Linked DNA regions of Homo sapiens: region 1 is linked to region 2. A link is a contact called in ENCODE Hi-C data. All regions are on one chromosome and are shown on one strand. Each heading gives the region's core, a stretch centred on a gene start or an enhancer-like site at or near the end of the contact. The rest is flanking DNA. Distances are from core to core; before and after follow the strand shown. Region 1 overlaps WWOX (WW domain containing oxidoreductase). Region 2 holds the start of WWOX-AS1 (WWOX antisense RNA 1).

Region 1 (3,091 bases), core at 578-3,077, 220 kb after region 2:
GACTAGATTTTATTTTATTTTAATTCTTTTTGAGACAGGGTCTTAGTCTGTCACCCAGGCTGCTGGAGTGCAGTGGTGCAATCATGGCTCACTGCAGTCTTGACCACCCTGGCTCAGGTGATCCTCCCACCTCAGCCTCCCGGGTAGTTAGGGCTACAGGCACACGCCAGCACACCCAGCTAATTTTTTGTATTATTTATAGAGTTGGGTTTTTCACCATGTTGTTCAGGCTAGTGTTGAACTCCTGGGCTCAAGCAATCCGCCCACCTCGGCCTCCCAAAGTGCTGGGATTACAGGCATGAGCCACTGTACCTGGACTCCACTATGCCTTCCCCTCCCCTTCCCTCCCTTCCCCACCCTAAAGAGTCTCGCTCTTTTCCCCAGGCTGGAGTGCAGTGGCACTATCTGGGCTCACTGCAACCTGTGCCTCCCGGATTCAAGAGATTCTTGTGCCTCAGCCTTCCAAGTAGCTGGTTTTGCAGGCATGCACCACCACACCCAGCTAGTTTTTCTATTTTTAGTAGAGGCGGAGTTTCACCAAGTTGGCCAGGTTGTTCTCAAACTACTGACCTCTCCTCGGCCTTGCAAAGTGCTGGGATTATAGGTACCCCGCCTGGCTGATACTTTCCTTAGTTGTTTTCAGTGTAATAACCTGTCTTCAGTCTACTCTTTGTCCTTTTCTCTCCTTTCCTCCCTGAATACTCAAGCTTCCAGTGCACAGATTTCTCCAACCCTGAATGTGACTGATACCAACACCATACTAGCTCTTCCACAGATGCCTGTTTGTTTTGCAGAACACTGGCCTGAATGACTCAGACTTGGAGCTTGAAAGAGGGAGAACTGATGTGGCCTGTGGCAGACGTGTCCAATGACCTGCTGTGTCCTTGCTTTTGAAGAACTAAAGAGTAGACTTGACCACTTTTTAAACATGACATTCGATCCACGTGGCATAGCAAGGATGGGATCCACAAGATGGAGTGATCTTTACGCCATCCTCCTGACCATAAATACTAAATGAATACTCTATTTCAGTTGAGTTTTTAGTTTGCTCTGTTACGTGAGGACACATCACTTGCACCTCAGTGTGAGTTTGAAAGTGTTTTCTCTGGAGAATAATTCTGAAGAAATAGGCCCTCCAGATATCAGTAGTGACAGGGGTATCAGTAATGTTGATTACTAAGTTCTTGCCACAGGTAGAAGCCATGCTACTGCACAAGTTTCATACTTGAAGAGTGGACATCTGACACAGTGTTGGTGGTTGTTGAAGTGTATGACTATTACTGTGTTGCTTTGGAAGCTTGATGCCATAACAAAAGTGCAGAATTCCATGTTTGATAACTTTCTGACTTGATGAAAATGAATTGTGGATACAGATTTCACTATCCATGAATTGTGGCCTTAACTTTCTCATGTACTTACTTTAAATCAGAGAGCCCACCTGTCCAATTCTAGCTTCTCCTGGGCATCCTGTATTTGACACAGCCCCTCCCAGCATTCTGAGTCATCGTCTGCTGCTCTTGCACTGTCCGTTTTCCAAATGAGGAACTCATCGGTAAGGCCAGAAAGGAAAGGGAGAAAAAACAAACAAACAAACAAACAAAAAATAGGAAAAAAAGAAAGAGCGTATTTATAGATGGTAGAGAATTCTGGGCATGAGAAACCCAGCCAAACAAGTGGAATGTGTGCATAGGTGGGACTGCTGATCTTGTTTTATGAAAGAAATAAAGGCAAGTCAAACAGATCCTTTCGCAAGGATCCCCATGTGTGTATGTCTAACCCAGTGACAGGTAAGGCAGCCAGGAGCTGCTGTTATTTCAGTGCAAAGCTGTTTTCACAATCACAGACATGCACAGCTCAAAAACCCTCACAGGTCACGCCTGAATACCTTCAATGTGCCCCATGTAAAAATACACTGCAAGTCGATTGGACATGCCCTATGAATTATACCTTATTTATGATCGTCGAGCCCTCCCTTTTCCCGTCATGCTTTAGAATTATGGGCTGGAGCAGTTTTTAATACTCTATTTATTTTAGGGGAGGAAAATGTTTTTCTTTAACCACAACATTCATGCAATACCAACTGCTGGCAGTTTCCCCAGCATTTAAGGAAATATTGTTGTAAGACTTTTATGTTCTGTACTTCAATCAGCTAGAGCCAGCAGTATCCCAATGGAAGGACCCTCAACAGACCATTTTCAGCATTTTGCTACAATTAAACTCCTCTGGTTTTAGCCCTCAGGCAATTTAGTACCTTTTTACATATGCACATTATGAACTTTTGACCAGGGTCTAGCAGTCATATATTAGAATGCTGCTCTTGAAGGCAGGCTTAACAAGTTCCTCTGAGTATTACAGTTGGAGTCAGTTGTGGAAAAGGTAATTTAAGCAACTTGCAGCGAGGCCATTCAGAATCTCAGCGATGATCCTAAATATCTTTCTCTCTTGCTCACGCTCTTTTTTTTTTTTCTTGTTTCCTCTGGAAGCTGGTAGCAGGAGCTTTCAAAGTCTGTGATTGATCTTTTATTCAGTAGCTAACGAGGGCTGTGATTCTATTAGCGCACTACAAGGCAAGAGAACAGTGATTTAATGAAGTGTCTAGTGAGCCGGCCATAGATTTATCCTGTTGTCGCTAATTTGCAGCGCACTTGCCAGCATAAAGGAAACTGCACTCACACTGCTATTAAGCAGGTATTTCCTTAGTAAATTGTTGTAAGGTCAGGTACAGTTATCTGAGCAAAAGCAATGCCTTACCTCTTCAGTGTCTGCAAATGACAGCCGCCGTGCTGAGCGCTCACTGAAGTGGAACCGGGAGATCAGAGGTCCGTCTCCAAGTCGCCCTTAGCGGAGGCAGGAGCAGATGAACTGCCAAGTAGGAGTAATAGAGTCATAATTGGTGATTAGAACTGGAAAGGTGCAATAACATCTTAATACAAACTGGCGTATGTTATAGTTACTGTCAGTTGTTGTAAACTCGTCCTGCCGCCTGGACTAGTTACGCTTCCCTTGATTAGCTCTGAGAAACGAGGCAGCGGGCACTGGGGCAGCCACATAGACAACATCTAAATTTTTGTTGCTTTCCTGGGTCTTGCCC
Region 2 (3,556 bases), core at 535-3,034:
CAGACACAGGCAAGGGAAGCTGTCAGTGTGGGTGTGAGTTGCAGTGTAAGGGTAGTGGGTGGAATAGCGTCTCCCCAAAATCCACACCCACACAGAATCACAGATGTAACGTTATATGGAAACAGGGTCTTTGCAGATGTAATTAGCTAAGAATCTCAAGGTTAAATCATTCAGGCTTTAGAGTGGGCCCTAAATCCAATGACGGTTATCCTCATGAGAAGAGGAAAGCAGGGGGCACAGTGGTGGGTGTGCCTGCAATCCCAGCTACTCGGGAGGCTGCGGAGGGGGCATCACTTGAGCCCAGGAGTTCATTGCCAGCCTGGGCAATATAGCAAGACCCCATCTCTTAAAAAAAAAATAACACCAAAAGACAAAACAGAAAAAGGAGGAGAGGACACAGAGGAGAAGGCTCTGTGAAGTCAGAGGCAGAGATTGGAGTGATGCGTCTACAAGCCAAGAGATGCCACGGTCATGGGCAGCCCCCAGAAACGAGGAGAGAAACCTGGCACGGTTTCCACAAGGAGTCACCCCTGCCAACACCTTGGTTTCAGACTTCTGGTCTCCTGAACTGTGAGAGTCAGTTTCTGTTGAGCTTGTGCTGATACGCTAGGGCAGCCCTAGCACACTGCCACATCTGGTTTCCCGGAGGAACTTCACAGGGTCTTTGTTCTTTATCTACAGTCTCTGGAAGTCTCAGCAGCCTCCTGTGTTCGCAACTGTCATTCCAGAGCAGCCGTCTCGTGTTATGCATTTGCTTACTCATAAGCAAATATTTCACAAGAACCTGCGAGGGCCAGGCTGGGCCAGGCAGGTATTGCAGGTGCAAGGATCTATATAAGACAGTGCCCTTTAGAAGATCCCTGTCTCATTGAGAAGCGTTGAGTAAATGGGTCTCTCTGGTCATTCTCTCCAGAACATGAAGCCAAAGGGCTGAGAGGGAGAGACTCCAAGAATGAATTAGTGTCCAGCAAGGTATCGCTTGTCTCAGGATGACAACTTGCAATTTGGGGATCTCTCAACGTCCTGACCTCCATCTCAGTGGGCATGTTCCTCACCTGGCTGGCTGCCCCTGCTTACTGATGCAGCCTCCTGTCACACGGTACTCACCTCTATTCACTGTATTCCACCAACACTGGCCTTGGGAGCCAGCAGTACCCCCATTGTACAGATGAAAGTCTTGTGACTGTCAACATTAAAATGAGAATGATATTGACCCATGATACTTACCCACCTGTTCAGTGGATTCGGTGTGCCGTCAGCATGGTTCCCAGCACATAGTAAGTGCTCCGTAAATGTCAGCATCTATTATTATCATTTGTGTTTTTTTTTCCCCTTCTCTGCCTTCCTTTCTCTCCCTCCTTGGTCTGCTTCCTCCTGTTGCTATCAGAGCCTGCCTGCCTCATCCTTGTTCCAGCCTTGATGGTGATGATGATTGTGGTTGCTGTTGCTATTTGTTTTTTTGGTTTGTTTGTTTGTTTTGAGAGGGAGTTTTACTCTTGTCACCCAGGCTGGAGTGCAGTGGCGCCATCTCGGCTCACTGCAGACTCTTCCTCTTGAAGCTGGGGAAGTTCAAGCAATTCTCCTGCCTTAGGCTCCTGAGTGGCTGGGACTACAGGCATGTGCTACCATGCCTGGCTAATTCTTTGTAGTTTTAGTAGAGATGGGGTTTCAGCATGTTGTCCAGGCTGGTCTTGAACTCCTCAGCTCAAATGATCTGCCCACCTCGGCTTCCCAAAGTGTTGGGATTACAGGCGTGAACCACCACGCCCCTCACGCGCAGCCACTGTTGCTATTGATGATTATTATGACATCATTGCTCAGATTCACTTGGCTCAGAGAGGGCGGAGTCAGAGTGACCCAGGTGGTCACTGCTCCCCTTCTTGTCCATCAAATCAGCTGCCTCCAACAGCATTGCCTGGCAGCGTCACGTAGTAGCCCTCTCCCTCACAAGGCTTTTGAGGCAGACAAATGCCACTGATAAAGCAAAAGCAAATGTTTTGGGTGAATTCCCCATAGCTACACTAGATTTGAGGCTGAGAAATGGAATGCCTGTCATTGTTGACTGAAAAATACAGCTCTCCTAATAGAGTCTTGGTGCAGGAGCTGTTAGCCTTGCCGCCCTGCAGACTTGAAGAATTGCGACGTCGGCCTAACATAATTTTGGTAACTTTGTCTGCTTCTGCCTCGGGTAGAAATAATTCAGATTTCACTCTCCATTTTCTTTAATGGGCTAAACAGCCACTTTGTAATACCTGTATTTTATTAGACATAATTCTGGATATTGTTTCTGCAGCGTTTTTGAAAAGACAAACCTGAGAGAGCCCAGCTATTTAACTTAAGCAATTTTAAAGTTATTTGTAAAATGATATGCTGTCTTTTTTGACCCAGTTACTTTATAAAGCTACATTCTTTGGCAAACATTAACACAACTTCTCCGTGTGTGGGCTAAATAAATATTCGGGCAACACTGATTGAGCACTGCCTTGGGTAAATAATTCTCTCTCCACACATTTCCTAGTTTATAATGAGGAGTTTTCTTCGTGGTCTGACCAAATGTAACATTCCATTGAAAATGAGACATAAATCCTTGAGTGAGGGAGACGTGGAACCAGGGTTTGAGGAGGGTTATTAAAAAGGTGAGGGTAGCAGGGTGACCTCCTGAGTCCCCTGCTCTCCCGAGCCTTCTCTCCTCTCTGGAACCCATGGCTAATAGGGGACAGGAGAGAGCGGAAGCAGAAAGAATAAGAGATATGAAAGCCAGCCGGGCACAGTGGCTCACGCCTGTAATCCTAGCACTTTGGGAGGCCGAGGCAGGCAGATCACTTGAGGTCAGGAGTTCGAGACCAGCCTGGCCAACATGGTGAAACCCTATCTCTACTAAAAATAACAAAATTAGCTGGGTATGGTGGTGTGCGCCTGTAATTCCAGCTACTTGGGAGGCTGAGGCATGAGAATTGCTTGAACCTGGGAGGTGGAGGTTGCAGTGAACTGAGATCGCACCACTGCACTCCAGCCTGGGCAACAGAGGGAGACTGTCTCAAAAAAAACCAAAAACAAAAAAAGAGACATGTGAGCCTTCCCTTCCCTCTCCCCATCCTAGCCTCCTCTCACCCAGGTCCATTCTTCCACTGTCATCCCATGATGCTCTCTTGCATTTTAAAGTTTGGAAGCCCTTATTCCTTTGTTTTGTTTTTGAAATACAAATATCAACATTTTTATTGTTCTATAGTAATACACGTTTCTTCTATAGTACATTAAATCACAAGAGGTAATAGTGTATCTACTAACACCTATACTTTTGAGTAGTGTTGAGTGTAAATGATATTTTGAAATATCTGCAGTAACTGATGTGATATGCAAACATCTGTGATTTCTTTTAATTTTTATTAATTTTCATTTTTTAAAAAACTTTAGTTTCTGGGGTACTCGTGCAGGGCTGTTAAATAGGTAAATGACATGTCATGGGGGTTTGGTATACAGATTCTTTTGTCACCCAGGTCAGAAGCATGGTACCCAATAGGTGCTTTTTCGGTCCTCTCCCTCCTTCCACCCTCTA

The links. Hi-C counts contacts between places; a loop is a spot of excess contacts on that map.
Region 1: a loop to region 2 is called in a map of heart right ventricle, with 2.2 times the contacts of the local background. The contact joins the enhancer-like site here to the promoter of WWOX-AS1 in region 2. A Hi-C loop is called at or near these places in 2 of 168 maps with a recorded cell type or tissue (K562 and heart right ventricle).

The regions. Positions count from the first base shown.
Region 1 is chr16:78,459,789-78,462,879 of GRCh38, forward strand. The region is part of intron 8 of WWOX (WW domain containing oxidoreductase); the gene reads left to right. LOC124903728 (a long non-coding RNA gene) reads right to left here. Exons shown (of 3, transcript XR_007065127.1): 1 at 2,955-3,091; 2 at 2,752-2,862; 3 at 2,008-2,560. Among named protein-coding and RNA genes, the nearest start is that of WWOX-AS2, 39 kb to the right of the region's middle. Within about 2 kb of position 1,828, at least 2 of the 41 ENCODE cell types and tissues checked have a DNase peak (open chromatin) inside an H3K27ac peak, as active enhancers do.
Region 2 is chr16:78,239,967-78,243,522 of GRCh38, forward strand. WWOX-AS1 (WWOX antisense RNA 1) reads right to left here and starts at 1,785. Exons shown (of 4, transcript NR_184272.1): 1 at 1,232-1,785. The region is part of intron 5 of WWOX (WW domain containing oxidoreductase); the gene reads left to right. RefSeq lists a silencer at 606-900.